2 separate regions of the Homo sapiens genome follow, and region 2 is linked to region 1. A link is a loop called in an ENCODE intact Hi-C map of the cell type or tissue named here. Cell type or tissue: PC-9. All regions are shown on one strand. Each heading gives the region's core, and the rest is flanking DNA. Links, peaks and the distances in the headings are about the cores only. Region 1 overlaps TSC22D2 (TSC22 domain family member 2). Region 2 holds the start of LINC01214 (long intergenic non-protein coding RNA 1214).

Region 1 (15,942 bases), core at 8,431-10,930:
GTAAAAAAAAAAAAAAAAAAAAGTGAGCCATCTTTTGTTCATTTAAAATGGTGTTTTGAATTTCGTATGCAGAAAACGTTTTGTTACATTGCAGATTTTAATGTATTTAATAAATGCAACATGCAGATTAAGTGCAGTGTATACTGAGTATTTAAATTAAAATGTACATTTCATAAATACAGTTTCAAAAGAAAGCATCATTTTGTGTATACTAACACATTAAGTGTATGTCAGAAATTGATGTATAAATATATATTTTAACATTTTCTGAAATTAAACTGCAGTTTTGTTGAAATATTTGGCTCTATATGTGTTCAAAATTTGACTAGATTTGTATTTTCACAGTTCAAAATACTCCTTAAAGACCTGTTAATAATGACTTACTGATAGTTCTTAAATTTTCAAAGTAAAACAATTTAAAGAATGCAAAAATAGTGAGCAATATTTGTACTCAATATTCATATTATGTTAGTGATACTTAAGTAGGAAATCCTTGTCTACCAAAACTTTTACTTGAATTCAGAAAGGTGCCTGTAGAAATTAACATGCACTGCATCTGTAGCCAGCTAGCTAATCAGAGTTAATGAGAACCAGTAGTTAGTTCTCCGTGTTAAAAGACTTATTTGAAGTAAAAATTTAATCAGATTAGCCACAAACAAACAAGGCATAAAATTGGGATGTACATGAGATTGCCAAATATTTTCTATTCTAGTTGTGCTGCAAGACATTGAACAAAATGTTAATGAATAACATTATAAATCAAGGAACTAAGTACATAGGCTTGAGTAAGCAACCCTAAGGATGTGTAGTAAGATTCCAAGTAGAGCTGCTACAGGTGAGATACTTAATGGAATGTGAAACTTCACTGTTGGACTGTTAACCGAAAAGGTTTGCTGGCTGTGCCCCTCCAGTGCTAACTGTGACATGTGATATTTAATACAGGTGGAGAAAAACTAGTCTTAGAAATGGGATTTTTGTGAAAATAGATTCCATTTTGATTCTGGGGCTGGAAAAACACTTCATAAACAAAGTAATAGTCTCCAAGGAAATGAATAATAAGGTTTAAAATGGTAACAGCAGTTATTACTACTTTTATATTAAGAAAAACAGTAGAAAAGGAGAGAAAATATGGGTAGTTCACAGAAGAGATAAATGGCAGTTTCTAAAGGTTCAACCTCTAGTAACCTAAGAAATGCAAATTAATGTTTTTGGCGAATTGTAATAAGTGTCCTAAGTAGCAGGACTTAACATAGAAAGAAAGACAGGCTTTCCTGTGTACTTTTAGAAAGTAATTTGGCAGTATGTATCTAGAGCCTTAAATAATAAGCTTTCCAGTGTAACGACAGGAGAAGATACTCAACTCATGGTCCATTGTTCAAAAATGCAGAATTATTGTGGTGTCTGCCCTCTGCTTTCCCATCATCCCCTCCCCTCAAAATCCAAACTATCCCTACTGTCAACCCTTCCCCCAGCTGATTGTTTAGGATCTTAAGTAACTTCCAATTCAGCTTTGGAGATTTAGTCTCCTGCTCCAAATAGTTGTAAATATTAACTGATTGAGATCCCAATTTGGAGGCACAGTCTTACAGGAATGCCATCTATCTAATTCTGTCAGTGTAATGCCCATAGAGCAAGGTCCCACATAAGCTTTTCTGTTTTAATTTAGCCGGTAAATCATAAGTAGAAATTTTTCTGATACGGTAATTGTCTACAATTCAAACCTAACTTTCCCCAAATAAAATTTAGTTTGTTCCGATGTGATCTCACAGCTTGCCACACCAAAAACAAATAGTAGGGGTTAGGAGGCATTAAATAAACAGTTTCCTTAACTCCTGATTGTCCAAAATAGCTGAATTTTTCCAATTCTATTTATAATATCCTATGCTAATTAGAAGTATTGAGATAACGTTTTATAATCAAGCCTCCAGTGACTGGGGATCACAGCTGCCATTATTCACAAGAATTTTCACAGGTGAATGATTATATTTCTCCAAGTTGCAAACTCCAGTAATTCATGGACCTTTTTTTAAAAAAAAAAAAAGTCTTAATAGAACCAGAATATCTCTGTTCTTGAAAATTTATCTTTGCAGAACCAGAAATAGCTAATTGTCTGGAAACAATTTTTAAGATTTGAAGTCACATTTTTAAAAGAAGCTTTATGGCTCAGTGGCAAGCACTTTGTGACATTTCTTTAATAATCCTATGAAAAGGACAAAACCCAGCCCTCAAAATTGACAATTTGAGGACATAATAAGCCAACTGATAATGCAGTGAGGAATACTTGTTACTATGTACAGTCAGGGATGGTTTTGTCAGGGTAGGTTTCCTCAAAAACATGACACCTGAGTCTTGAAGGTCATAAGAGCCAGAGGGAAGGGTGTTCCAAGCACAAGAAAAGAGAACTCAATGGCTTAAAAGTATAAACAAGGCTCCTAGGGCAGCCACAGAATTGCATTGGAGACAGGCAGGCAGTGACTTCCCCACTGACCTAGTATTTTGGCATCTATTCAGAAAGCAAGAATGATTTATTGAATGGTTTTAAGCAATGGGATACTATGCTCAAATTATGCTGGATGTGCACAATTCCAGTGGCAGATGGGAGGTAGGTTAGAGTAGCTGAAACTGGAAGCTGAGAAATAATTTAGGAGGGATGACAATCCGGAAAATAAATGAAAGGGCAAAATTACATAGGCAATTTTGTGAAGGTCATGAAGGAAGTTTGTCTTGGGTCTTTCTGTACCATTTTCCTCTCCACAATGAACATCCCATTCCCAGTGTCAGGTATCAGGTGCCTATTTTCTTTTTTTCTTTTTTCTTTTTTTTTTTTTTTGAGACAGAGTCTTGCTGTGCTCAGGCTGGAGTGCAGTGGCAAGATCTCGGCTCACTGCAACCTCCGCCTCCCAGGTTCAAGCGATTCTCCTGCCTCAGCCTCCTGAGTAGCTGGGATTACAGGCGTGTGCCACCATGCCAGGCTAATTTTTGTATTTTTAGTAGAGACAGGGTTTCACCATGTTGGCCAGGTTGGTCTTGAACTCCTGACCTCAAGTCATCTCCCCCGCCCGCCTGGGCCTCCCAAAGTGTTGGGATTACAGGCGTGAGCCACCGCACCCAGCTGCCTATTTTCTTGTCCCTCCAAAAAAAGATTAAAGAGTCCCAACTCATACTTGAAAGTTTGACTCGGTCTTTTCCTTCCAACAGTTATAAATCTGTGAAATGAAAGTCTTTGTTTCCTTAAAGGGATTTCAAGAATTTAACAAAAGGGTTGGGGAATGGAACCTTTGCTGTCACTATGCCTGTCTCTCAATTCTACCCTAAAGGTAAACTAAATGGAATCCTTTTATGGTGACTAGGATTAGGATGTTGATTCCAAAGCCTTTCCCTAAAATCTATTCCTTGCTCCCTGGAAAGGATAATACAGGTTCTGGCCCCCACTGTAGGTACTGACAGCCCAAGGCAGAATAGGTTTTGCTAGGCTTTAGCCTTTTATTCTTTGACATAGGTCAGTCCTGCAGGCTTCTTTTTTCTAAGTCTCCTGCCTATCCAAAACCAGACCTTTTCTCCCACCTCCTTCTGCTTCAAGCCTCTTAATAATCCATATTTCTATTTTCTAGCAATAGTAATAGTTTATTATTTAGTGATGTATACTTGCACCCCATTTACTCCTTTTCAATATTTCAGGATACATCTTTGTCCTGTATTTCTGTACCAGTTCACAGAATTTCTACAGCAAGATCCCTTTAAATGTATGGCTTTCCTTCATAGGTTGCAAGGATTACTTTATACAAGTGCTACTGTAACTATATCTTTTGTGGAGTACAATTGGTATGACATGCTGTGTTCATAGATGAAAATGCTAAGTGAGGCACTCTGAAGCAAGTTAAAGTTCACAGACATTCTTGCTTGCCCACCACCCCCCCGAACCCCGCCATGGAATCATCAAATAAGAAAAATAAGACAGATTTTCAGATTGGTGATGGCAAAGTAAGACGCTGGTATTTTGCACTGGCGCAGTCCATTTAGTTGTTGAATTTGTTCAGCATACCTGGATGGTGAGTGAGTTAGCTTTATTTTTCATTCTCAGCAGGGAAACTGATAGACTAGGCAGTTTGGGGAATTTTCCCATTGTCTACTGTCATGGGTCCATAGTATTTAAGTTTACAGACTACAACATTGTCCACAGAAGCCATATTTATCCCCTTGGAGGGAAGGGAAAGGTGTGCTAACTTAGATCATAAAAACAACTGAATTTTAAAACAAGGCAAATGCCACAGTTCAACTTCTCCATAAAAAAGTTAAGTTCATCTCTCCATTCTTTTGCATGCCTACAATATTTCCATATAACAACTGTAAAATACTCTTGCCTGCTGCAATCCAAATGTTATCCGGATCACAGTTCTTGCTGTCATTTCACAGGCATGCAATGTATCTATAGATAGGTCATATCATACCTGAGGAAGATCAGAGACAGCAAGGGAACATTTTCCCCACACTTGAGATGGAAATAATAACAGGTCAGTGGCTAATAAAAAGAAACATGTATGACTTTGTAAAACCCTAAAAGTGATGTTTTCAAGAAATTTAGGTTTCTTTTTTTTATTTTATAAAAAAAATGTTGACATGCAATTTAATTCTATTTCAATTTAGGTGCTGCAACCTGTACTGGATGTTTGGGGATAGAAAGATGAATGGGACATGATTTGTGTGCTCCAATGAGCTCAGTCCAGTGTAAGTGTAAAAGTTAAAGTGCCATATTGTTTATTCAGAGTATATGTTATAGTTTGTGAACCTTATATCATTTGTTAAATGAAAGGTTTTTATAAATCAACAGTAATATTGCCATCCCATGTAAAAATCCTTTGATATTGCCAGGAAACAACTTTAAATCACCAGAAAGCTTTAACATCAAATAATACTTTTAGAAGGAGGGGAAAAGCCTTCCACCTCGACATCGAGCCTATGAAGTATTCCCTAAAAAAGAGGAACTAATCTGAGAAAAGTTTACACATTTTTAATACTCTAAGTTGTAGATAATGAAATTGATTTAAATCAAAGTTAACTAGAATAGGATTCATGTGTCATGAATTATATTGTCTATTGTCTCATAAGCAACAAGTGACACTTATTATCTTGGCTGACAAAATCAGCTACCATTTAATGAACCAAGTTAAGAATAACTCAGGTGACTGATACCAAAAATAAATCTCTAATACAGCTGAGAATCCAGAAACACAAATAATATGTTGAGTAAGTAATAAAAGTGACATTTCAAATTAGTAAGGAAAAAATGGATTATTCAACAAATAGTATGGGATAGCATAACAATTTAGAAGAAATATAAAGTTAGATCTTTCACAAAAATTAATTCTAGCTAGACTAGCAGTTAGTCTTCTACTTTTTGGTTACTCCCTTTTAGAAATTGGAAGCTATGAAGCTATATACCCTGTCCATTTGAAAATGCACATAAGCAAAGAACTTTACAAATAGGTTATAAAGAGAAGCTCAATCTCAGCAAAATAAGGGAAGTGCACATTAAAACACAAGAAACCATCTCAGATCCAACTAATATTTAGCGTGCATACAAATCAAAAGCTGGAAAGGGTGTGGAAAAACAGGAATACATTGCTAGTGAGCATACAAATTGGCACAGCCTCTTTTAAAGACAATTGTGTATCACCCATTAAATTTTAAAAGTCACATACCCTGTGACCTAACAATTCCAACTTTTAATGTCCTAAAGAAACATACATGTGTTCACAAGATAGCCTGTACAATGATGTCAATTGCACCTTTGCTTGTACAGTAGACCCCCTTATCTGCATTTTCACTTTTTGAGGTTTCAGTCATCCAAGGTCAACCACAATACAAAAATATTAAATGGAAAATTCCAGAAACGAACATAAGTTTTAAACTTCAAACCTTTCTGCATAGTATAATAAAAATCTCTCACTATCCCTCTCCATCCTGCCTGGGACAGGAATCATCCCTTTGTCCAGTGTATCCACAATGTATACACTCATTATATACCCATTTTATAATGCCCATTAGTCATTTCTATTATCAGATCATAAAAAAACATAGTACATAGAGGGTTTGGTATTATTCATGGTTTCAGGCATTCAGTGAGGGTCTTGGAAAATATCCTCCATGATGGGGGAGCTACTGTAATACTATGAAATTGGAAAAACCAAAATACTCATCAAGAGGATGGACTATGGTACACATGATGAAGTATTAAGTATCAATGAAAAAGAGAGAGTCCTACATGTCCGGCATGGAAGGATCTCCAGGAGACAATGTTAAAAGTTTGGGGGAAAAATTGAAAGACAATACCTGTAATACATATGATACTAGTGATGTTAAATCACATCACACACACACACACACACACACACACACACACACAAATACTGTATAGTGTACTTCTACAAGTACATATTTGTGTATTATATAGAGAGAAGGTCTGGAAGGATACTAACCAAACTGTCAACAGTAGTTTGGTAGCGTGCATTAGCTTTAACTGTAATGTTTGATGTTTTTGAATATGCATTTATGTATTGTTTGTGTAATGACAAATTAATAAATTAGAAATAAAATAAAATAATGTGTTTTCTTCTTGTCTGCTGCTAATGTTTCCCCCTGGTACCTGGGGTCTCATCATGTTCAGCATCTTTCCTCCCCAGGAATATCTTCCCCCCCTACCTGTTTCTTCTACTTCGCCTTCTCCCATGGCTTTTTCACATCAGTATTTATACAGGCTCAATAAATAACTGGCCAATAAATGAGTAGACCACCTCCCCTAACTGAAAATATGTTCCCTTCACTTGCTTTTTCAGCTCCTTCCTCTTCCTTTCCACTTTTTCCTCTTCCACGTACAGCTTATCACAAACGCAGTCTGGCTTTAGCTCCCATTGTGCCACTGAAACTGTTCTTGTCAAGGTCATTGATGATCACTTTGTTGCTAATTCTATCCCATATCTTATTGAACTGCTTTACTCCTAATTTCTCTTTATGATCATTTCATTACTCTAGTAGTTTTCTATCTCTTCATTTTCTAACTTCACTTTTTTTTTATAAAGAGTTTCCCTTATAAAAAGTATATAGTTGAATTTTCTTTTCTGAACCAGGCAACACTTCATTCCATGAAATAGAATAAGTGTTCCCAATTTTTTTCTTTTATAGAGATGAAGTCTTGCTATGTTGCCCAGGCTGGCTTTGAACTCCTAGGCTCAAACAATCCTCCCACCTCAGTCTCCCAAGTAGCTGGGACTACAGGTATCCACCACTGTTTCTGGCTTGAATTTTTAATTTCTTAACCCAATCTGTCTTTTGATAGAAAAATTTAATCCATGTCTATTTCATCAGTGGCATATTTGGATGTATTTCTGCCATCTTATTTCATGTTTTCTCCTTAAAATGCTTTCTAGACACCCCACCCCCGCACCGGCCACTGCCTTGCCACACACACACCCTTTTTCCCTTTTCTTGGCTTTCATTCAGTTGTTTCTTATTCATTTTTGATCCCTCTTTTGGTTGGGAAGTTATACATTCCAGATACATTCTTCCAGTGGTTACCTTACAATTTTGTTTATCATTTTGTTGTGGATTTTTCAACCATATACAACAGTGAACTGTATAATGAACTCCCATGTACTTATCACCTAGCTTAAACAATTATCTACTCATGGCCAATCTTGCATTATTTATACTCCCACTCATTTCCCCTCCCCAGGATACTCAAGAATGTCACCCCCCAGAAGGGAGTTCCAAGAGGAGGAGGAAAATGTGAACCCCAGGACGGAATTCTAGGGGGAGGAGGAGAAAGGGCTCTGGGACCTACATATGGGGCTTAAAGTGAAGAGCCTAGGAAACTTGGGGTGAGAGAATGCCAATACTTAGAAAGAATCCATGATCCTCTGGATTATTTTGAAGGAAATCCAAGATATCATAGACTTTATCCATATATATTTCAGCGTATACCTCTAAAGGACAAGGATTTTTTAAAGAAAAATTATAACTAAAATACCATCACCCCACCTCAAAATGAACAATTCCTTAATATTACTAAAAATCTACTCAATGTCCACATTTCCCTGATTATCATAAATTTCTTATGGTGTATTTGTTTGAATGTGGGTCAAAATAAGGTCCATACACTGCAATTGGTTGGCATTCCTCTAAAGTCTCTTTTAATATGTGGGCTCCCCATACCTCTCTTTTCATCTTGAAATTCTTCAAGAATCTCAGTTATTTGCCCCATAGTTTTTTCTGAAGTCTGAGTTTTCCTAATTGCATTCTTATAGAATCCTCTGTCCCTGTATTTCCTAAATTAGTTCTAGAAGTTTAATCAGATTTATATTTTGTCAAGATTAATTCATAAGTGGTGGTATATACTTCCATCATATAATGTCTGTCTCTATTTTGTGATGTTGGAAGCATGGATAATCATTACCTAGACCCATTAGCCTATTAATTCTATTATCCCTTCTCACTCATTAGCGAAATACTTCTCTAAAGAGAGACTTGCCCTTACCAACTATTCAGCTACCCTGTGGTACAGTTTGTATAAGAAAGGGAGAGACTTAGTTCTTTCCTTTTATTTCCCAGTTTTCAAAATAATGAGTTGAGTACCTACAAAGGAATAAAAATAAATAAGGCATGATTAGGGAAGACTTACTCTGATATTTTATTCTGGGAAGAAGGAAAAGAGAATGCAGTGAGTTGATTTAGGATGCTATGACTCAGGTGTTAGTAGAGAGAAGCCAGGAAAAAGCCCCCAAAAAGTTGATAACAGGAAATGGCGACCTGAAGATTTGTCTGTTTACTGCTGAGTCTGGAAGCAACTTCTAAGTGAAGAGTACCTTGAGGGAATAGGGGTGGGAAGCCCATGTCTGGGCAGAGAAAGGGCTAGTTCAGAAGAAGCAACTGCAGGTAAGAAAAGCAGGTCGGTTAGCCCACGGATTCAGAGAGTGAAAAGTTACAGAAATGAGCAGTGGATTTTTCTGGGTTTACTTTCTGCCACACAGAGACTAGACATACTATCCTTACAATCTGACCATGAACCAGGAAGTTTACTAAGAAAGGCTGCATGGGGTAGGTAACATTTAGCACATGCAACAATACTTTTTATTTTATTTTATTTGAGATGGAGTTTTGCTCTTGTCGCCCAGGCTAGAGTGCAATGGCGCGATCTCCGCTCACAGCAACCTCCACCTCCCGGGTTCAAGCCATTCTCCTGTCTCAGCCTCCCTGGTAGCTGGGATTACAGGCATGCGCCACCATGCCAGGCTAATTTTTTGTATTTTTGTAGAGACAGAGTTTCACCATGTTGGTCAGGCTGGTCTCAAACTCCTAACCTCAGGTGATCCACCCACCTTGGCCTCCCAAAGTGCTAGGATTACCGGCGTGAGCCACCGCGCCCGGCCAACATGCAACAATACTTCTAAGCAAGGCGATACAGATCAGCAACTCTGGTGCCGATGTGTTCTATTTCCTTTGGTATCTGTGTCTTGATTCTTCACGCAGACCAATTTTGTTATCATCTTAATGGTCTTTCCCATAAGGAACCCACTAAGAGGTTTCAGTGTTGGGACATTAGCTTAAGAACCTAGGTAGTCAGCACGAGAACCTAGGTCTGTGGGACTCTCCTATTAATGACTCCTCTTACCTACCATTCTCCAGCCAGCGTTGTCTCCTGTTCTTCTCACCTCCCCCTATTCCATCCTGCCCCGAGTAGTCTATTCGTGCTAAAGCATTCACTGAGAAAAACTGTAAAGGGAGAGTCCCTTCTCAGAAACACCAGCTTCTTTTAAAATGGAACTTTTGAAGACCTCCCTGTTCTGTTCTCTGGAGAGAGTGAACAAGTAGAGACTTGGCAATAGCTGTGGAAACACCGCCAGCCTCTTGCTTCCAGCAACCTTGAGTTCCAAACCTGTGAGTCTTAGTTTTATATTCACTGACTTCAGCTTCCTGAACCCATCCCAGTTCAGCATTAGGTAATGGCTGTGATGACAGCTGACTCATCTGGTAATGCAGCTTTCCTGGAGGCTTCCTCTGCTCAGATAATCACACTCTGGGAGGGAAAAAAGGTTACAACAATCTTCTACCCCAGGATACTCAAGAATGTCATCCCCCAGAAGGGAGTTCTACGAGGAGGAGGAGAATGTCAGCCCCAGGAGGGGAGGTCCAGCGGGAGGAGGAGAAGAGGCTCTGGGCCCTACATAGGGGGTTTAAAGTGAAGAGCCTAGGAAACTTGGGGTGAGAAGGTGCCAGTACTTAGAGACAGAAACTGAGTGGTATAAAATGGAATGAGAATCCCCTCATTGCCCTTTGACAGCTGAGAAACTTCAAACTGGGCCCCGTTTGAGGGTAAGTTCTGCGAGAGTAGAGACTTCTACTTATTTATTCACAATTGTATTCCTGGTAACTAGTACGGTGATGTATTGCTTGACAGAAATACATTCTGAGAAATGTGTCGTTAGGATTTTGTCATTGTGCAAACATTATAGAGTGTACTTATACAAACCTGGATGATCTAGCCTACTACACACCTGGGTTATATTGTATAGCTATTGCTGCTAGGCTATAAAACTACAGCATGTCACTGTACTGATACTATACTGTGACACATGGTAAGTATTTGTGTACCTAAACATAGAAAAGGTACAGTAAGGATACAGTATAAAAGATTTAAAATGGTACACCTGTATAGGGCACTTACCATGAATGGAGCTTGCAGGACTGGAATTTGTTCTGGGTGAGTCAGTGAGTGAGTGGTGAGTGAATACGAAGGCCTGGGGGCATTACTGTGCACTACTGTGGACATTATAAACACTGTACACTTAGGCTACACTAAATTTATTTTTAAAACATTTTCCTTTAATAATAAATCAACCTTAACTTATTGTAATTTTTTTTTTTGAGACAGAGTCTTGCTCTGTCTCCCAGGCTGGAGTGCAGTGGCATGATCTCAGCTCACTGCAATCTCTTCCTCCCAGGTTCACGACATTCTCCTGCCTCAGCCTCCCGAGTAGCTGGGACTACAGGCAGCCACCACCACACCCGGCTAATTTTTTTTTGTATTTTTAGTAGAGACGGGGTCTCACCGTGTTAGCCAAGATGTTCTCGATCTCCTGACCTCGTGATCCACCCTCCTCAGCCTCCCAAAGTGCTGGGATTACAGGCGTGAGCCACTGTGCCCGGCCTTTTTTTTTTTTTTTTTTTTTGAGACAGGGTCTTGCTCTGTCACTCAGCCTGGAGCATAGTGGTATGATCATGGCTCACTGCAGCCTTCACTTCTTGGATTCAAGCAGTCTCTCACCTCAGCCTCCCGAGTAGCTGGGACTTACAGGCACATGCCACTGTGCCTGGCTAATTTTTTATAGAGATGGGAGTTTCCCTTTGTTATCCAGGCTGGTCTCGAACTCCTGGCCTCAAGAGATTCTCCCTTAGGCCTCCCAAAGTGCTGGAAATACAGGTGTGAGCCACCATGCCCAGCCACTGTAACTTTTTAGTTTTATAAACTTGAAATTTTTTTAACTTTTTTACTCCTTTGTAATAACACTTAGCTTAAAAGGCAAACACATTCTATAAGTGTACAAAAATACTTCCTTTATATTATTATATAAGCTTTTTTCTATTTTAAAATTTTTTAACTTTTTAAACTTTTTTGTTGAAAATTAAGACACAAACCCACATATTAGCCTAGGCCTACACAGGATCAGGATCATCAACATCACTGCCCTCTACCTCCACATCTTGTCCCACTGGAAGAGGTCTTTAGGGGCAATTACATGCATGGAGCAGTCATCTCCTATGAGAACAATGCCTTCTTCTGAAATACCTCCTAAAGGGCCTGCCTGAAGCTGTCTTACAGCTACCTTTTTTTTTTTTTTTTTTAATAAGTAGGACTGCACTCTAAAAGATAAAAAGTAGAGTATGGTAAATATATAAACCAGTAACATGGTTATTATCATTATGAAGTATTATGTGCTATACATAATTGTATGTGCTAGACTTTTATACGACTGGCAGCACAGTAGGTTTGTTTACATCGGGCATCACCACGAACATGTGAGTAAAGCGTTGCCCTGTGACTTTACTGATGGCGGCCCACAGTTGACCTAAATGTTGTTATGCAGCACATGATTGTACTGTTATTAAATGAATGAATGAGGGTTCACACCTATCTTACATATTCTTTATTCTTGAGCTTTCTGATCTCTAAATGTAGCCTGAGATAGCCAAATCATAGCCTTGTTGTAAGGATCAAACAATATAAAATATGTAAATCACGTAACTTGGATCTGGCCCACAGCAAGCATACAGTAAATGCTGCTCTTGTTTTCTTTCTCACCCCTTTCTAGGCATCTGGTTGAAGCAATGCTCTTTCTCCTCACTGCTTTTTGACCAAAAGCTTGGGAAAAAGACTAGGCAATCTTTAGGCCCAGGAAATAGCACCTGTGATAAATCCAAGGTCACCTAGATAGGTTTAATCACCTTCTCCAAATAATAACACTACCAAGTTTTACAGCACTCCTGACAAAAATCTATTTTTCCTCCTTTTCTTTCCCTTTAAGACAGGGTCTCACTCTGTCGCCCAGGCTGGAGTATAGTGGCACGATCACAGCTCACTGCAGCCTCAACCTCCTGGGCTCAGGTGTATTTTTCCTCCTTTATCTCTTTAGAACCTCACAACTACCCTAGTAAGCCTTGGGAAAGCAAGTATTTGGCTCATTTGACAGATAAGGAAACAGGTTCAGAGAATCCAGAGAGCTTGTGACCTGCCCAAGATCTCAGATCAGATTAGTGGTAGAACTAGATTCCAGCCCATGGGTGGCCATAGCCCACATTTTTCTCCCCATTGTGCTTAAATAGGTTAGAGGTCACAGGAAGAAAGAACCCCTTTTCTGGAAAAAATTATGTTGAAACTGTACCCAATTTATTCCTATTCATTGATTCATCTACTTGATTTCATTAGGCAGCTCTGTGATTCAAGAGATGGCCATTTGGGATGGGCAAAAGAGAACAATATATGACAATATACACTCCTTGGAATGAAGAAAGGTAAGTCTCCATCCACAAAATACCAAACAGACTTCAATCAGAACACTCTCAGTTCAAGAGGATTGGTGCTGATTGTTTATTTGTTAGAAATGTATATTTTCTGGCTGGGCCCAGTGGCTCACGCCAGTAATCTCAGCATGTTGGGAGGCTGAGGTGGGCAGATCACTTGAGGTCAGGAGTTTGAGACCAGCCTGGCCAACATAGTGAAAACCCATCTCTACTAAAAATACAAAAATTAGCTGGGCCTAGTGGTGCACACCTGTAATCCCAGCTACTCGGGAGGCTGAGGCAGGAGAATCGCTTGAACCCGGGAGGCGGAGTTTGCAGTGAGCTGAGATGGCACCACTGCACTCCCACCTGGATGACAGAGTGAGACTCCATCTCAAAAAAAAAAAAAAAAAAAAAATGAAAGGTGTATTTTCTTAATAAGTAGCACATGCTCACATACACACCATGGAATACTATGCAGCCATGAAAAAGGATGAGTTCATGTCCTTTGTAGGGACGTGGATGAAGCTGGAAACCATCATTCTGAGCAAACTATCGCAAGGACAGAAAACCAAACACCACATGTTCTCACTCATAGGTGGGAATTGAACAATGAGAACACTTGGACACAGGGGAACATCACACACTGGGGCCTGTCGTGGGGTCGGGGGAGGGAGGAGAGATGGCATTAGGAGATATACCTAATGTAAATGACGAGTTAACGGGTGCAGCACACCAGCATGGCACATGTATACATATGTAACAAACCTGCATGTTGTGCACATCTACCCTAGAACTTAAAGTATAATTTAAAAAAACTTCAAAAAAAAAATAAGTAGCACATGCTCATTGAAATATTTCAATAAAGAAGTTAATTTTCAAAAAAAACAAGGCAAAATCTCCCCTCTCTATTCATCTGCAATCCCACTCTGCAGAGTAAAACTGCTAAGTTTTCTCTGCACATAATTGAGATACACACATTTTGTGTTTTCATTTACCATAAATGAGATTATACTAAACATATTTTTCTTCAACTTGCTTTCTACAAATCTACAGTAATCACAAACATCTTTTCATGACAGAACATAGAGATTGTCTTTATTCTTTTAAATAGCTGCATAGTGTTGTATAATAAGTCATATCACGACAGTCCCCTACTCATGGATGTTTAGATGGCACTCAGTTTTTTTCTGTAATCAAAATTGTTTCTCTATACATCTTTGTCTAGTTACATGAGAATTTCTTTAGAATAAGAGTGGCCAACATTTCTTGAGCCCTTTACCTTCACATCATGTGAATAAGACAAATCGCTGAGCCATGGGTAGGGCATTTCACTGTAGACAAGCAGAGACGTGAGGCTCACAAAGGGTAAAGCTAGGATTTTTTGATATGTAATCAGAGTAGAAACTCAGTTCCCTAGCTCCAAAACCCAGATTCCTTTTAGCCTCCAAATACATGTATTTTTTTTTCTTTTTCTTTTTTTTTTTTTTTTTTTTTTTTTTGAGACAGGGTCTCACTCTTATTACACAGGCTGGAGTACAGTGGCAGGATCTCAGCTCACTGCAACCTCTGCCTCCCAAGCTCAAGCGATCCTCCCACCTCAGCTTCCCAAGTAGCTGGGATTACAGGTTCATGCCACCACACCTGGCTGATTTTTGTATTTTTTGTAAAGACAGGGTTTTGCCATGTTGCCCACACTGGTCTTGAACTCCTGAGCTCAAGCAGTCTGCCCACCTCTATTTCCTGAAGTGCTAGGATTACGGGCATGAGCCACTGCACCAGTCTAGCCTCCAAATATATTGATATTCTGATAAGATGCCACAGGGCTATATATCTTTTATTTGAACCCCTTGCGTCGCTCTGTTCCACTTAGCTAAAAAACTACCTATCCCCAGGGGGAAAAGCTGAGTGAGTGAAAAAGCAAAAAATGGTTAAGCTGCAGTACTCCAAGGAGACTAATCAAAGCATGTAAATATTATTTAAAATATCCTTTTAGGCTGAGTGCGGTGGCTCACACCTGTAATCCCAGCACTTTGGGAGGCCGAGGTGGGCGGATCACCTGAGGTCAAGAGTTTGAGACTAGCCTGGCCAACATGGTGAAACCTCGTCTCTACTAAAAATACAAAAATTAGCTGCGTGTGGTGGCGGACACCTGTAATCCCAGCTATTTGGGAGGCAGGAGAATTGCTTGAACCTGGGAGGCAGAGGTTGCAGTGAGCCAAGATTGCACCACTGCACTCCAGCCTGGACGACAGAGCGAGACTCATCTCAAAAAATAAATAAATCAAATAAGATATCCTTTTAATATATTTTAATCAGCTTTATTGAGGTATAATTTATTCACTAAAATGCACATTTTAAATAAAGCTTGCTGAGTTTTGAAAAAGTATACAGCCATGTAACCACAATCACAGCCAAGATGAATGTCTTTGTATATCCTATACACAATCTTTCATCAGATATAAGTACTGCAGATATCTTCCCCCAGTCTGTGACTTGCCTTTTCATTTTGAGCAGAAAGTTTTCATGTGACAAAATCCAATTTATCAAAGTTTTCTTTTATGGTTCACATTGAGTCTAAGAAGAAATCTTTGCCTACCCCAACATCATGAAGATTTTCTCCTATGTTCTCATCTAGAAATTTTATATATTTACTTTTTACATGTAAGTCTCTTATCCCTCTTGAGTTAATTTTTGTATATAGTATGAAACAACGGTATGAATTTACCTTTTGCTATGGATATCCAATTGATCCAGAATTATTTGTTGAAAAGATTATCCTTTCTCTATTGAACGATGTTGGTACCTTTGTCAAAAATTGACTATAAATGTAAAACCTTCAAATGTAAATATAAACTCTATTTCTGTCGATTCTATTCTGTTAAGCTATAT
Region 2 (15,942 bases), core at 7,715-10,214, 150 kb before region 1:
TCAGATAGCTTGGTTAGGAAAGCTAGGGGATGCAGCTGCCCTGTGTTTGGGAATGTCTTTAAGGGTCATTCTAACTGCTATTGAAATATAGGACCGGGAAAATGTTCATTTGTACCCATTGTACAGTCAGTTAAGCATCAGAAACAGGATTATTCTGAGTAAAAATTAAAGCCTCATGACTAACCTATGGTAGATCTCTGATGACTAAATTTTTTTCCCTTCCATTATTTAGAGAAGTTTTTTGTTTGTTTACATATATTAAATTAACTTTTGGGGGGGGGTGTACAATTGTGAACGTCTTAAATGCATAGTCATGTAACCATCACCACAATTAAGACACAGAACAATTCTCTCACCCCATGTCCCTGATGCTTCCCCTTTGGAGTCAAATTCTTCACCCACCCCCAACCCCTGGCAACTCCATCCTATAGTTTTATCTCCTCCAGAATGTCATATAAATTTAATTTTATATTATGTAACCTTTTGAATCTGGCTTCTTTCACTTAGCATAATACATCTGAAAATAATCAATATTGTTGTACATACTGTTGAGTCCTTCCTTATTGAATAGTATTCCATTGTATGAATGGATCATGGTTTGCTTATCCATCCACCCATTGAAGGCCATCTTAATAGTTTTCAGTTGTTGGCAATTATGAATAATGTTGCTATAAACATTTGGATACAGATGTTTGTGTGAACTTGAATTCTCATTTCTCTAGGGTAAGCACCTAGGAGTATAACTGCTGAGTCATCTGATTTGTGTATGTTTAATTTCGTAGGAAATTGCCAAACTGTTTTTCAGAGTGCCTGTACCATTTTGCATTCCTACCAGCATTCCATACATTCCCAATGTATGAAAACCCAGTTGCTCCATATCCTTGTCAGCACTTGAAAATGTCAATTTTGTTTTTATTTTTAGCCATTTTAATAAGCGTGTAGTAGTATCTCATTGTGGTTTTAACTTACATTTCCCTAGTGACTAATATACTCCAGTACTGTTTCATGTACTAATTTGCTGTCCGTATATCATTTTTTTGTGAAGCATATGTTTAAATATTTTGCTCAGTTGTATTGGGTTGTTTGTTTCCTTTTTTTTTTTTTTTTTTTTTTTTGGGACAGGGTCTTGTCACCTAGGTTGGAGTGCAGCGGTGTGATCTCAGCTCACTGCAACCTCTGCCTCCCAGGTTCATTCTCATGCTTCAGCCTCCCGAGTAGCTGGGATTACAGGCCACAGTGCCCAGCTAATTTTTGTATTTTTAGTAGAGACAGGGTTTCACCATGTTGTCCAGGCTCATCTCGAGCTCCTGGCCTCAAGTGATTCGCCTGTCTCAGCCCCACAAAGTGCCGGGATTACAGGCATGAGCCACCGTACTTGGCCATTTTTTGTTGTTGTTGTTGTTGTTGAATTTTAAGAATTCTCTATATATCCTGGATACAAGCTCTTTATGAATATATGATTTCTGAAAATGTTGTCTTAGTCTGTAGCTTGTCTTTTCATTCTCTTTAGAGTGTCTTTTACAGAGCAAAGTTTTTAATTTTCATGAAGACCAGTATATCCATTTTTTCTTTTGTGGATCATGCTTTTGGTGTTTTATCTACGAACTCTTTGCCTAGCCCAAGTTCATGAATATTTTCTCCTATGTTTTCTTCTAAAAGTTGTATAGTTTTACTTTCTACATTTTGATCTGTGACCCATTTTGAGTTAAAACATTTTTTCAAACTTTTTGATGGTTACTTGTTAATTGAAACCACCATGCCCATTTACGTTTGGTCCTTGGTGTATAAACTTAGAGCTACAAGATATTTTTATCAGAGGTATATCCAGCATTTGACGTTCTTTAATCAATCAACAAATATTTATTAGCCATGGCATTTCACTTTCATTACTACATTCTGAGCACTTTAGAACAATCCTGGTTGGACGTCCTGTACTCCCAGCTCACATCCCTGGATTTCATAGTCCTCACAATTATTTCCATGGAACCAAAGTTACTTTCATTAGCTCCTACTGACAGATATATAGTCAAGGAGTTTGGAGTCCAAAGAGGGGAGTAAACTGTCTTGTATCTATTCCCAGGAAAATTCAACTGATTTTCCTCCTCGACAAAAAAAGACTTCATGTACACAAGCAAAGTGAAGAACAAAATGAAAATAATTGGTTGGATAATTGAAACTTCAAAAGTTCTGCCAATCCTCTTCATCTTGACTTCATGGATATTAGAGTTTTACATAGAGCTGAAAGCAGCTTAGAGGTCACCTTGTCTTAGTCCTTCATTCGACCACTTAATCAAGTCAACAAATATTATTATTGAGACCTCCTGTGAACCAGAGGCTTAGTATATGCCAGATGAGAAAATCAAAGTTCAGCAAAATGAGGGCAGCTGCCCACAGCCCCAGGCTTATCCAGAGGGCCCTGAAGTCATGGTTCTAGAATTTCTGAATTTCTGCCTCCAGCAGCCTCTCCACATGTCTCCAGAGCCTCCAAAGTTCATAGCTTCCTGGTCTCTTCTCTCCATGAAGCAGTCCCAGCCCCATTACTGATTGTAGGACATGTGTGTCTTTCAGTTCCAAAAAGTAAACTATAGTTTTCAGGAAAGTGGATTTGGGAAAAGAAGCTGGTTTAGGAAATGAGTTTTAAAAGTTTTGAAAGGGAGAATTGTGATTTGGAGGAGGAGGTAACTAGAAGGGCCAGGGGGTGAGGTCTGGAAAGGGAGATTAAAGAAGAGAGGCTATGATTTAGGGACTTTTTCAGAGGAGGGTCTAGAGTTATTGAGTGGGGAATAGAAGAAAGAAGGCTGTGGTTTGGAATAAGGGGATCAAAAGAAAAATTAGAACAAAGAAAAGTAGTTTGAAGAAATGATCTCTGGATTCGGGCCACAATTTACTTGTCTTGGACTCTAGGTCACATATAAAATACATACATTTCAAAAATGTACCCAAAAGAACAAAAATACAGTTTTGAATATTATACAGTGAGTATTTTTAAACAATAAATCTGAATGTTTCCTTCTTTGAAATAAATATTTAGGTAACATTCTGATGCATTGATTGTGTAAGATTGCCCAGAGTTTAGAGTTTTTTCTCTTCTGATTGTGGCAGGGTGAAAATCCTGCCTTTTTCAAGATAGCCCTGAGCACAGCAGTGCACATGTGAGACCTGGAATCCTCCCTGTAAAATAACTGCCCAACCTGACACATGCAGGTGGCAGCTGAACCTTGTTTGTACAGGGAATGTGGGGGCAATGCCTGCTCTTAGATTAAGAAACTACCAAACAGAAACCCAGAAATGGATCCACTTCAGAGACTGCAAAAAGAGCAAGCTGGCCAAGAGCAAGCTAGTCCTCAAAGAGTGTAAAAGGTTTTTGAGAGCTAAGCCAGAGTGAAGCCCTAGAAAGACTTCCACATTCATTGGTAGAGAAGAAAATATTTGAAACTTCATTCACTCAAGTGGGTACTCCTGTGTATTTATTTAAGATGCCTATGGGTAAATAAATGTTTTTAGCAGCATTATTCATAATAGCCAGAAGGGGGAAACAACTCAAATGTCCATCAGCTGATGAACAGATCAACAAAATGTGGTATATCCATACAATGAAACATAATTTGACCATCAAAAGGAACGAAGTTCTGATATGTGCTACAACATGGATGAACCTTGAAAACATTATGCTAAGTGAAAGAAGCCAGACACAAAAGGCCACATATTGTATGATTCCATTTATAATAAAATGTCCAGAATAGGCAAATCAGTAGAGTCAGAAAGTAGATTAGTGCTTGCCAGGGTCTAGGGAGAGAAGATAGACTGTTAATGAGTATGAAATTTCTTTTGGGGATGATAAAAAATATTCTGGAACTAGATAGTGGTGATGGTTGCTCTGATTGTGCACTTTTAAAATACAAACAACAAAAAAAAGATACCCATGGATATATATCTCTTTCTATAGTTAAAACAAACCCTGTTAGTTCTGTAGCTGGCACTTTCCCTGCACAGGTACAGATGGTGTCGCCGGGCTCCTATCTCCACCTTACCCTCCAACCAGACAGGAGCAGGTAATGTCTCCCAGCTCCACACTTTTAAGCTAATACATCCACTGATATCCCCCTCCCCTTTCCTGCCTCTCACAGTCCTTGATCCTCTTGAATGCCACCCACTCCAGGAAATATTTTCCTCCTGTAAGTCTCCTCTGTATGCTCAGACTTTCTGTAGACACTTCTCCCACAACCCACGGCTAACTTCTTCCAATATTATGGGATTTGTGACCTATGCAACCCTTACTTTGCCTTGCCTTGGAAGCCAATTGAGTCACAACACTTGTATTTTCCATGCTAGTGCATAGCCTGGCACATGATAGGAACTGAATAGAGTGGATTCAAGTGGGCATAAAAAGCCACACTAGTCCTGGCCCAACTCACCTTCTCTACTGTTTCCGATTATAGGCGGATCCTTGTTTCTGTCCCTCAACCCCTTACAGTTTCAATCCCCACAGGAGCAGTGTGGGGTCTCAGCACCAACTACATCCCTCACTCTACCCAAGGCTCCCTCAGCCTCTTGGAGCACATAAAACTCCTTCTGATAGATACTCAAGTTCTATGGCTAACTCTGAAAATAATGAAACCTCTTTCATTCTGTTCTTTGAGCACTAACACTAGGCCATGCACCCGGCTGCAGAGCATCATTCCCCTTTTCTCACATGCCTCACCATCCACTGGTCCCCATCACAGCCAAGGCACTTATGAATGACAGAAAGCAGCAAGGCTTGTTGGAGAGGGAGAAGGGGTGAGGTTAGAGGCAGGAGCAGCAGAATCCCTGCAGCAGATCCAGCTCACCAGGCCTGATAGAGATGTCAATGGGCAAGAGGCCGTCTCTGCTACACGCATATCCCTATTTTGTGGGCAAGGGCGTTCCATCACCATAGTTTACTTTTCTCATTTATTGGTTCCAACCTGGATTAAAAAGCTAAACCAAAGGGTGTGTAAATAATTTTATCCTAATTTACAAAGTTTGAATTTACATTTCCCTTGTTATGGAGGCAAATTATTGAAAACTGAATCAGATATGGAGGGCAAGGGAGCACTCTATTAAAAATAACCACGTGGCGAATCTATTTGTAAAATGAATGGTCACATCATAGTTTACTTGTTTTTAAGTTGAGGATTTTTGTGCACTGGGTTGTCTTCTAAAGAGGTAAAAATTTTTGTTAGAGATATGAGGTAGTCTTTGAAAAATAGCTCTTTTCTTATTACAAAAGAAACAGATGTTCGTATAGCATAAGTGTTTTAAAACACAAAAGAAAATACTTGTAAGAATCTGTTATGCCTCAGTCATGGAAACCACTCAAATGATATCTGAATGAAGAATAAAATGAAAGAGAAACCCCCCATATTCCACCATCTAGAGGTAACCACTGTTAACTTGGCGGTATCTATCCTTCTAATATTTTTCTGTGCATATTTCAAGTGTACTGCTGTTTTATATGCTGTTGTTTTCACTTGACAAGGTGTCATAAACATTTTCCAGATCACTAGCTGGCTGCAAGGTACTCCCTGCTCAGCTGGATCAAATCTAACTGTATCTCAAATGCTGACCCACAGGCGTCCTAGCCAAAAGAATGGGAGGGAGCATTCTGAATTAAGCCCCTTTAAATGGATTGAAAATTACACTACATTAACACTTTTTTGTCCCACCCAAAAGTATTAAGCTGTCAGAGAAAAATTCACAGCCCTAGCAAAAGGACTGCTAGAGCCAGGCTGTGAACACAGTCCCAGCAGCAGGGCGTGTAGCCTGTCACCTGTCACCTGCCCTGCTCTACCTGTTGGGTGACCTAGCTTTTTCTTTTTTTTTTTTTCCTTTGCTTTGCTGTTTTTTTTTTAGACTCAGAAGTTCCTTTAAGCCTCTGGCCGTTGGAGGAGCTGATGGCAGCTTGACTGGGCCTCTGCCAACCATGAGGAAAGAAAAAGTCCCATTCATATTGTCCCTTATCACTGGGGGCTGAACCCCATAGATAAATACTGGTTTCCTCCCTCACTATGTGTCACGGATTACATACTCACAGTGTTTCAACTGAACTCTGTGATTGAGAGGGGACAGTTCTTTCCCAGAAGCACTAAATCTGCTTTGGGGGTCCCGCAAGGGGGCTCAAAGACTGCAGTATGCCAAGCAGGCTGCTGGGTCCAGTCTTTCATGTTATTCTGTTACTAGGTATATACAGTTTAATGTGTATACCATATGCACAGGAGGCATGCAACTCAAAGCTATCTTTCCAGGGTGATGTTCAGAAATAGTTTATATTCATGGATAAAGAGAAGAAAAAGAAGCTACAATAAATAAGTGGATCTAGCCTGCTCCTTGAGTATATTAAGGGTTACGATTTCCTTAGGTTTGGTTAGGTTTTCCTTATGGGAGCCAAACATCTTGGTTACTGCCATTACTAGCGATGTGACCATGGGCAAGCTCCTTAACTTCTTTATCACTCAGGTTCCTCAACTTTATAATAAGGATAATAACTACTAGTCTATATTTCAAAGTGGATGTTTTCCGTATTGAATTATGCAATGTGTACAAACACTCAGCACAGTAGTTAGCCATAAGCACTCCATGAATGTTAACTATTATTATTGTCATTGTAATTGAGCTCTTTGTTTTCTTATAATGGTAAATTATGGGTGTCTTATGATTTGGGATTTCACCTCAGGACATATATCTTCTAGAGAAAAACACATAGACTATATTCAGTTAACCAGGGGATCATCCTACAGACAGGTGAGAAGGCATAGACTAGTTTCTGTGACATAAACTAGAAGAGAATTAATGAGGTGGTTGAGACCAGTCCAATGTTATTTGTAAACTGACCCAGTTTAGCAGTTTAATAAGAGGCTTGATTCTGAGGCTTAAATGAAATTTAAGAACTACTTGTGGCTTTGCTTTACCAACCCAGTTTTTGTTGCCCCAGTAACTCAGAATGTCTTGCTCCAGAGCTGCTGCCAGCCTCAGAGAATGTGGCAAATAGTCGTTGCTGACATGCATATCCTCCCCTCTCCTCTTTCTAGCACACACATCTTATGCTGCCCACCCACCTGATGCTCTGTTCTTACCAGTCCTACCAGTTCTCATTTTGCCTGAGAACTTCAGGGACTCAACAGCTGGGCCCAGGCTGAATTTGATATTACTGTGACTTGGCAACTTCATGTTAGTAGATCCAAACTCCCCATGCAGTCAAGGGCAGGGATGGTCCTAGATTCTGATGGTTTTAGAGCTGCCAGAAGGAGCATGAGAACTGTGGTCCATACTCATCCTGCCCTCACTTTCCTTCTGAGTGAATCCAAAGTCACAGAAAGCAAAGCAAAAATAATTCTCCTTGTTAAATACTGATCTAATTTATTAGAGCCCATCCAGAATATACCTGCCAACTGTCAGAGTCAGGAATTATTTAGTGGAATTTTAGAATCCCTAACAAGAGCTAGTCTCTCATTCTCTCCTAAAATTTACATTCCTGCCATCGCCAGAAATAAAAAAAAAAACAACACACAAAAAAAGCCATAGCCAAGCATGGTGGTGTGTGCCTGTAAGTCTCAGCTACCCTGAACACCGAGGTGAAAGGATCACGTGAGCCCAGAAGTTTGAAACCAGCCTGGTCAACTTAGCCAGACCCCATCTCTAAAAAAAAAAAGAAAAAAAAAAAGTTTAAAGCCTACATTCATAAACTCATGTGTCTTATTATAAAGGTATCCCCAAAAGATAATTTTGTTACCTTGGAAACTTCAGGTAACAATACTTCCCTTGGCAAGTCTGTCCTTTTCCTTTCTTCCTTCCTACCTTTGGGTGTAACCTAAACCTTTCCTGATGTTACTTAGGCCCATAGGATCAGCTCATGTTAAGATTTTTATGAGATCCTTGCCCAATCCATGCACATCAGTCCATCAACTCTATGCTCAGTATTTTCTATTTAAGTTGTTCACTGCTGACTGCTTTCACAGGCACACCGTGTGAGTTCTAGTTTAAACATTATAAAGTGGAGTGAGGATGTCTTCTTACATTGGAAGATGATCTACAACTTATCAAGTGCTCACCATTGAAATTGTAATTACTTCATGCCTCATTACAGATAACATGAAATATCTTGTTTAGCATCTATGGAACAGCAATAATTATATCTGCTTGAATATATCTCAGTTAGAGCTTTCCAAAAAAAAGATATTTAACAGTGGAACAATACTCAACAACTATAATAATTATAAACTAGATGTATCCTAGCCCTATTCTATTTCATTATTTGGCAGTATATGCATGAGTTCATTTTATGATTTTCCAAAATCTATCAATGATAAGGAAATTATTAGATTGCTTCTGAATTTTCAATTATAGTTCTTTTCCTAATGATGTGTATTCTCCTTGGATTCCTTAGCTCACCAAAACTTTTTTTCATCATAGCCAAATTCTGACAGAACTATGTTTGAACTATACTTACCCTTTAAATTCTAAGGCTAATTGTAAATTTTTCATCATCCTTTTAATATGGCAAACTTTATTGAGAGGTAAAGAATCAGTTAAATTAAAAAAATTTTAATTATGAATCATCAGGGCAGCTAAGACCTCAATAAACCATTTTTTACATGAATTTGGAAAGGAACTATTTCCTCCAAGCAGACTCTGCCCTCCCCTGCCTGCACCCAGGGTACAGGGCTTGGTGAGTGGAGCACAGACAGGATGTCAGTGCCCTTGAGTCCCCTTTGTAGAGCACAACAGCACAACCATGCCCAGCGGCTCTAGGAACAGTGTCAAAATTAGCTTTATTTACAAAGTTACTCATCTTTATTTACTAAGTTGATCCAACCAGTTCAAACACACTTCTAGGACAAAACCTAGAAATGAGCATACTGACCAGAACGTCAAAGTAAAGTTAAAGTAAAAAATGAATGAGGGGTATGGTAGAATCATGAGTTAGTTAAATTTATAAGGATAACTGAAAGAATAAAACCAAAATTAAGCTACCTACCTCTGATATGGAAGTCAATGGGCTATAGACACTTTTGCTTATCTCTTAAGTTAGTTTCATGGGACTTCTGGTTTGACTATTTTCTTTAAAAAAATTTATGGAGATAAAAATTGATAAAATCTTCTCACAGTATGGTTTGGAAGCAACTCTTAGAAATTTGAATGGGCAAATCTTCGGCCCAGCAATTTCATTCTAAATACCTGTCCTAAAGAAATACACATATTAACAAAGAGTACAAGGATTGTAACAATATTTCCAATAGCAAAAAAAAGACTGCACAAAAATTCATCAATAATGGGTTGATAAAAACAAATCTTTGTGTGCCCATATTGTAAATGTAATAATCATATGATTCTATTTGAACTGACAAGGAATAAGACCAAAGAAAATATACCAATGAAGCAAAAAAGGCAAATAGCAGAATAGTAGAAATCCCATTAATGTAAGAAAAATGCGTGTGGTAAATGTGCAGATATATGTATGTATGTGTAAACGCATAGAGAGGTATTTAGGAGGACATATTCCTAAGTGGTCATTGCTGAGGAAGAGTGTGAGATTTGAGGAGTTGGAACAGAGATGGGAGGGTAGAAAATTGGGAGAGGGGATTCATAAGGGACTTTTAGTTTCTGCTCTATATGCCTTTGCAATTTTTTAAACAATAAGCATGAATTACTTTTATAATTTAAAAGTAATTTTAAAGAATTTTAAAGATAAAAAAAAGAAAGAAAAATGATTACTCATAACTGCATCACCCAAACACAACAATTTTCATTTACATGTATTGCCTCCCAAGCTTTTAATATGAGTTTAAGTATGGGGAAAATATATAAAATTTCAAAATTACATAATAAGAATGTTGCTATATAGTCATTATAACTTTGAATTTTATATTTTTAATATAAACTACATAACTACAGTATATGAATTGCCATTTTGTTGCAAATAACTATCATCTGGTATTGATGCATATACATACAATTATTGTACCAGAATGTAATCAACCAAAGCAGTATGCTAGCTGCTTTGGACTTTATGCTCTTCTCATAAACAATGCAGAAAAAAATAGTTTATAAGGTATTCTCTCTTTGGATTATATCTTTAAGGAAAATTATAAGTTGCAAAGTGATCAAATTAAACAAGAATTTAAACATTGCATAACTCTTAATATACATTGCCAATTTTCTTTTCAAAAGTATAGTTTTAACCTTATTGCCACAAAAAGTGTATTAGTTTTACTTCATCTTCACTAGCATTGGGTATTAATTTTTTAACTACTCTGGCCAAGTACAACAATATATTTCTTGAATAAATTATAAATTTGAACATTTCCCTTGTGTTACAACTGCAGTTGACAGTTCAGGTCATTTTTGATTTATTTAACAATTTTGCTTTTACTAATAACAATAATAGGTAACTCCCATTGAGTGTTTATCAAGTTCTAGGCACTGTTCTAAGTATTTTACATATATATCACATCTAAACCTCACAAAACTCCAAAAAGTATTACCATAATAACCATTTTACAGATGGAGAAACTGGGACCCAGATAAGTTTATATCATAGGAAGTCTAACATCAAAGCTGAGGCTCTTACTGTCACCTCACTATATAGCTGTACATGAGTGTATTAAATAATTAAGATGTCATCCCTTTACCTGTCATACTTACCAAAAGTATTTTCCCAGTGTTTTGTATTTTTGTTGTTCTGGTGTTTTTATATGCAGAACATATTAATGTTCTTATAATCAATTGAGCTTTTTCTTCATTTTGTAATTATTTCTATCATTTCGAAGCTTATAAAGATGTCTCTGTTCCAGAGACTTGAGAAATTTTCAAATCTGTTTTCTTCCCATGTGTACATACATGTGTAGTATGTACAAATATATGTATGTGAATATATTAATGTATTTGTACGTGTGCATATATATACATAAACACAGACATATGCACATACTCTTTTTAACCCATGCAGACATTGTCTTGCTGTACAATAATACAAGGCATTTGGGGCTGTTTTTCTGACCCTGACACTGTTGCTGGGCTGAGAATTACTCTGCCAGTGTCCAGATGAGATACTGAGCCACCAGGATTTAAATCTTCAACTTACCTTTGCTCCAAGTGATATGATTAAGCAGAGATTACTTAACCCAAGCCCCAGTGAGTCATTCCAAACCCTTGAATCAGTCTGACAAATCCACAAAGCTTCTGTTGAATTACTGCCTTGGAGAATTCTTTGCCTGACTGGTTGAACACTGGATGACTGCAAGCCTGATGATTTATAGAAAGGCACAAGTCTGACCCAATGGGCACACCCATTGTATTTCTACAGAGAAGAAATATCTTTGGAGTTAAATTGGTAGGTCCCAAATGAATCAATAGAGCAGCACATGTGGTATGCTATCACTTGTGGAAGAGAAAATATATATCTTCTGTATATAGAAAAAAGGATAGATATAGATTAAGATATGGATATATAGATATGATATAGCTATATGGGAGGGTGAGGACTGGCTGAGACTTTTCATTATCCTTTCATAACTTTTTAAAATTTAATTTAATTTTTAATTTCAACTTCTATTTTAGATATGGGGTTATATGTGCAGATTTTTTACGTGAGAATATTACATGATACTGAGGTTTGGAGTACAAATCCTGTAACCCTCGTAGTGAGCATAGTACTTGATAGGTAGTTTTTTAACTTCACCATGCCCTCTAGTAGTCCACAGTCTCTACTGTTCCCATATTTATGTCCATGTATGCTCAAAGCTTATGTCCATGTGTTCTCACTTATAAGTGAGAACATGCAGTATTTAGTTTTCTGTTCTTGCATTTATTTGCTTACAATTATGGCCTGCAGCTCCATCCATGTTACAGCAAAGGACATGACTTTATTCTTTTTTTATGGCTGCATAGTATTCCATGGTATATATGTATCACATTTTCTTTATCCAATCCACCATTGATGGGCACCTGGGTTGATTCCATGTCTTTGCTATTGTGAACAGTGTAGCACTGAACACATGAGTGCATGTGTCTTTTTGGTAGAATGATTTACTTTCTTTTGGGTATATACCCAGTAATGGGATTGCTGGGTTGAAATGTAGCTCTGCTTTAAGTTCTTTGAGAAATCTCCAGACTGCTTTTCACAGTGGCTAGACTAATTTACATTCCCACCAGCAGTGTATAAGCGTTCCCTTTTCTCTGCAACCTCTCCAGCACCTGTTGTTTTTTTGACTTTTTAATAACAGCCATTCTGATTGAGATGGTATTTCACTGTGGTTTTGATTTGCATTTCTCTGGTGATTAGTGATGCTGAGCATTTTTTCATGTTTCTTGGTGACATGTATGACTTCTTTTGAGAAGTGTCTGTTCAGGTCCTTTGCCCATTTTTCAATGAAGTTATTTGTTTATTGCCTGTTGGTTTAAGTTCCCCATAGATTCTGGATATTAGGTCTTTGTCAGATGTATACTTTGCAAATATCTTCTCCCATTATGCAGGTTGTCTGTTTGCTCTGCTGATAGTTTCTTTTGCTGAGCAGAAGCTCTTTGGTTTAATTAGGTCTCACTTTTCTATTTTTGTTTTTGTTGCAACTACTTTTGGAAACTTAGCCAAAAATTCCTTGCCAAGGCTGATGTTGAGAAGGGTATTTCCTGGGTTGTTTTCCAGGATTTTTATAGTTTGAGGCCTTACATTTAAACCTTTAATCCATTCTGAGTTATTTTTGGATTATGGTGAAAAGTCAGGGTCCAGCTTCGATCTTCTGCATATAGCTAGCCAGTTATCCCAGCACCATTTATTGAATAGGGAGTCCTTTCCCCATTGTTTGTTTTTCTTGGCCTTGTCAAAGATCAGATGGTTGTAGGTGTGTGGCTTTATTTCTGAGTTTTCTATTCTGTTCCATTGGTCTATGGTCTGTTCCATTGGTCTGTGTGTTGTTTTTGTACCAGTACCAAGCTGTTGTGTTACTGTGGCTTTATAAGAGCCATCTATGAAAAACTGACAGCCATCATTATACCAAATAGGCAAAAGCTGGAACCATTCCCCTTGAGAACTGGAACAAGACAAGGATGCCCATTCTTACCACTCCTATTCAACATAGTACCGGAATTATTAGAGAAATCAGGCAAGAGAAAGAAATAAGAGGCATCCGAATAGGACAGGAAGAAGTCAAACTATCTCTCTTCACTGATGATATGATTCTATTCCTAGAAAATCCTGACGACTCTGCTAAAGGCTCGTAAAATTGATGAATGACTTTAGCAAAGTTTCAGGATACAAAATCAATGTACAAAAATCGGTAGCATTTCTATACATCAACAACATCCAGGCTGAGAGTGAAATCAAGAACACAATCCCTTTCACAATAGCCACAAAGAAAATAAAACACCTAGGAATACAGCTAACCAAGGAAGTGAAATAACCCTACAAGGAGAGCTACAACACGCTGCTGAAAGAAATCAGAGATGACACAAATAAATGGAAAAACATTCCACACTCATGGATTAGAAGAATCTAAATATTGTAAAAATGGCCATACTGTCCAAAGCAATTTACAGATTCAATGCTATTCCTATCAAACTACTAACATCATTCTTCATAAAATTAGAAAAAACTATTCTAAAATTCATATGGAACTAAAGAGCCCAAAGAGTCAAAGCAATCCTAAGCAAAAATGAAACAAAGCAAAAAACAAAAACAACAGCAACAAAAAAACAAAACAAAGCTGTAGGCATTAAACTATGTTTCATAATTTTGAATTTTGTTTCATGTGCCTGTATTACCTATTTATTAAAATTTTTATATCAAAAATAGTGAAGGTCAAGTTCAAGAATTTCACTAATAATACAGTAATATTTTCTAGTCACCTTATTGAGAGGTAACAGCATGCTGGCAGTCCTCACAGCCCTCGCTCGCTCTCTGCGCCTCCTCTGCCTGGGCTCCCACTTTGGCGGCACTTGAGGAGCCCTTCAGCCCACCGCTGCACTGTGGGAGCCCCTTTCTGGGCTGGCCAAGGCCAGAGCCGGTTCCCTCAGCTTGCAAGGAGGTGTGGAGGGAGAGGCGCGAGCGGGAACCCGGGCTGCGCGCGGCGCTTGCGGGCCAGCTGGAGTTCCGGGTGGGGGTGGGCTTGGCCGGCCCCGCACTCGGAGCAGCCGGCCGGCCCTGCCAGCCCCGGGCAATGAGGGGCTTAGCACCCGGGCCAGCGGCTGCGGAGGGTGTACTGGGTCCCCCAGCAGTGCCAGCCCACCGGCGCTGCGCTCGATTTCTCACCGGGCCTTAACTGCCTTCCCGCGGGGCAGGGCTCGGGACCTGCAGCCCGCCATGCCTGAGCCTCCCACTCCCTCCATGGGCTCCTGTGCGGCCCGAGCCTCCCCGATGAGCGCCACCCCCTGCTCCAAGGTGCCCAGTCCCATCGACCGCCCAAGGGCTGAGGAGTGGGGGGCGCACGGCACCGGGACTGGCAGGCAGCTCCACCTGCAACCCCGGTGCTGGATCCACTGGGTGAAGCCAGCTGGGTTCCTGAGTCTGGTGGGGATGTGGAGAACCTTTATGTCTAGCTCAGGGATTGTAAACGCACCAATCAGCGCCCTGTCGAAACAGACCACTGGGCTCTACCAATCAGCAGGATGTGGGTGGGGCCAGATAAGAGAATAAAAGCAGGCTGCCTGAGCTAGCAGTGGCAACCCGCTTGGGTCCCTTTCCAGTCTGTGGAAGGTTTGTTCTTTCGCTCTTTGCAATAAATCTTGCTACTGCTCACTCTTTGGGTCCACACTGCCTTTAAGGGCTGTAACACTCACCGTGAGGGTCCACGGCTTCATTCTTGAAGTCAGTGAGACCAAGAACCCACCAATTCCGGACACATTATGACCATTATTACAGGGTTGATCTCATAAAGGGCTAATAATTCCAAGGCAGTTTGGCAACATCCTTAATTACACAAAACTTAAATTTGTTGTGCTATGCAGCCCACCTGCAGTTTGCTGTCTTAGGAATCCAGTACTCTGCTTTGGCTGAAAGAAACTACATTTCCCAGGTTGCTTGGACCTCTGGTCCAGCTAGCTATAGCCAATGGAAGGCATGAGCACTAGAATGAGGGGTAAAAGGAAGAAAGAAGCCAGCGTATGTTTCTCTCTGTGTTCCCTGTGGTATTTCAAGCACCAGTAATGTCCCCTCTGTGGTCTCAGCTCCAACTGGAAAGTCTCTACTATGGTTCTAGTCCCCACAGAATGGCCCTGGGCTCTGATAATGCCACTTTCTGCTATTGTTCTTCCAGTCTTAAAGTGAGAGAAGGTTGCTAATCTCTGGAATTCTCCCTGCATTTCATGTTTGGCTTCTCTGCTCTTCTGTTTCATAGGTAACCAATTCTTTATGTCAAATTTACTGTCAGAAAAACCTGGAACGGCTTGTTTTTCTGGCCAGAGGGCCTGACTGATATACTTCACATTTTCTGTTTCTTGCTTTGAAACACCCTTCTCCATGAGAAAGAAAAACAGCTCAGTAGTTTTTCATATAACATCTGACCTTAGATTCACATTGCAGAACTCCTAACATACTAGCTTTACGTTAGTTTTTTGCACCCCGCCCCTATATTTCATAACTACCATTCTTTATCTTTGCTTAATGCTATAGATGCCTTTTAAAAGGACACTATTTGTAGATACATGCATAGGCATAATGGCCACTGCATTCTTTTCAAAACAAGAACACTTACCTACAGCATTAATTGTGGAAATTTCTCTGATCAAACTCCTGGGGCCAGAGGAGTTGCCCAAGCTGCCTGGGGCCACAGAAGTCACCCAAGCTGAGCTATTAGAGAAGGCTCATATTCAGAGTCTCTCTCCCACAGAGGTTTTAGGGGAAAATGACTGAGTGGTGCTCACGTGCAGACTCTACATTTCTCAGCTGGCTTTGTCTCAAGCTCTTCTGGTGTAAGAAATCAAAATCTCATT

Evidence for each region. Hi-C counts contacts between places; a loop is a spot of excess contacts. Peaks named below come from ENCODE experiments on the same cell type or tissue, not always from the same donor. Only the 100,000 strongest peaks of a DNase experiment are listed, where the experiment ranks them.
Region 2: it touches region 1 in a loop (6-fold over the local background); 2 of 110 quality-filtered maps call a loop at or near these places.

What each region holds. Positions count from the first base shown.
Region 1 is chr3:150,459,825-150,475,766 of GRCh38, forward strand. TSC22D2 (TSC22 domain family member 2) reads left to right here. Exons shown (of 3, transcript NM_001303264.2): 3 at 1-6,598. Among named protein-coding and RNA genes, the nearest start is that of TSC22D2, 59 kb to the left of the region's middle. RefSeq lists an enhancer at 9,404-9,904. In PC-9, for the core only: no CTCF peak of the experiment used is centred there; DNase peaks (open chromatin) are centred at 9,967, 10,477 and 10,747; H3K4me3 peaks cover 1,325 bases; H3K27ac peaks cover 2,500 bases.
Region 2 is chr3:150,308,921-150,324,862 of GRCh38, forward strand. LINC01214 (long intergenic non-protein coding RNA 1214) reads right to left here and starts at 14,827. Exons shown (of 4, transcript NR_110186.1): 1 at 14,791-14,827. The region is part of intron 1 of LOC107986141 (a long non-coding RNA gene); the gene reads left to right. RefSeq lists an enhancer at 1-50. In PC-9, for the core only: no CTCF peak of the experiment used is centred there; a DNase peak (open chromatin) is centred at 8,771; H3K27ac peaks cover 629 bases.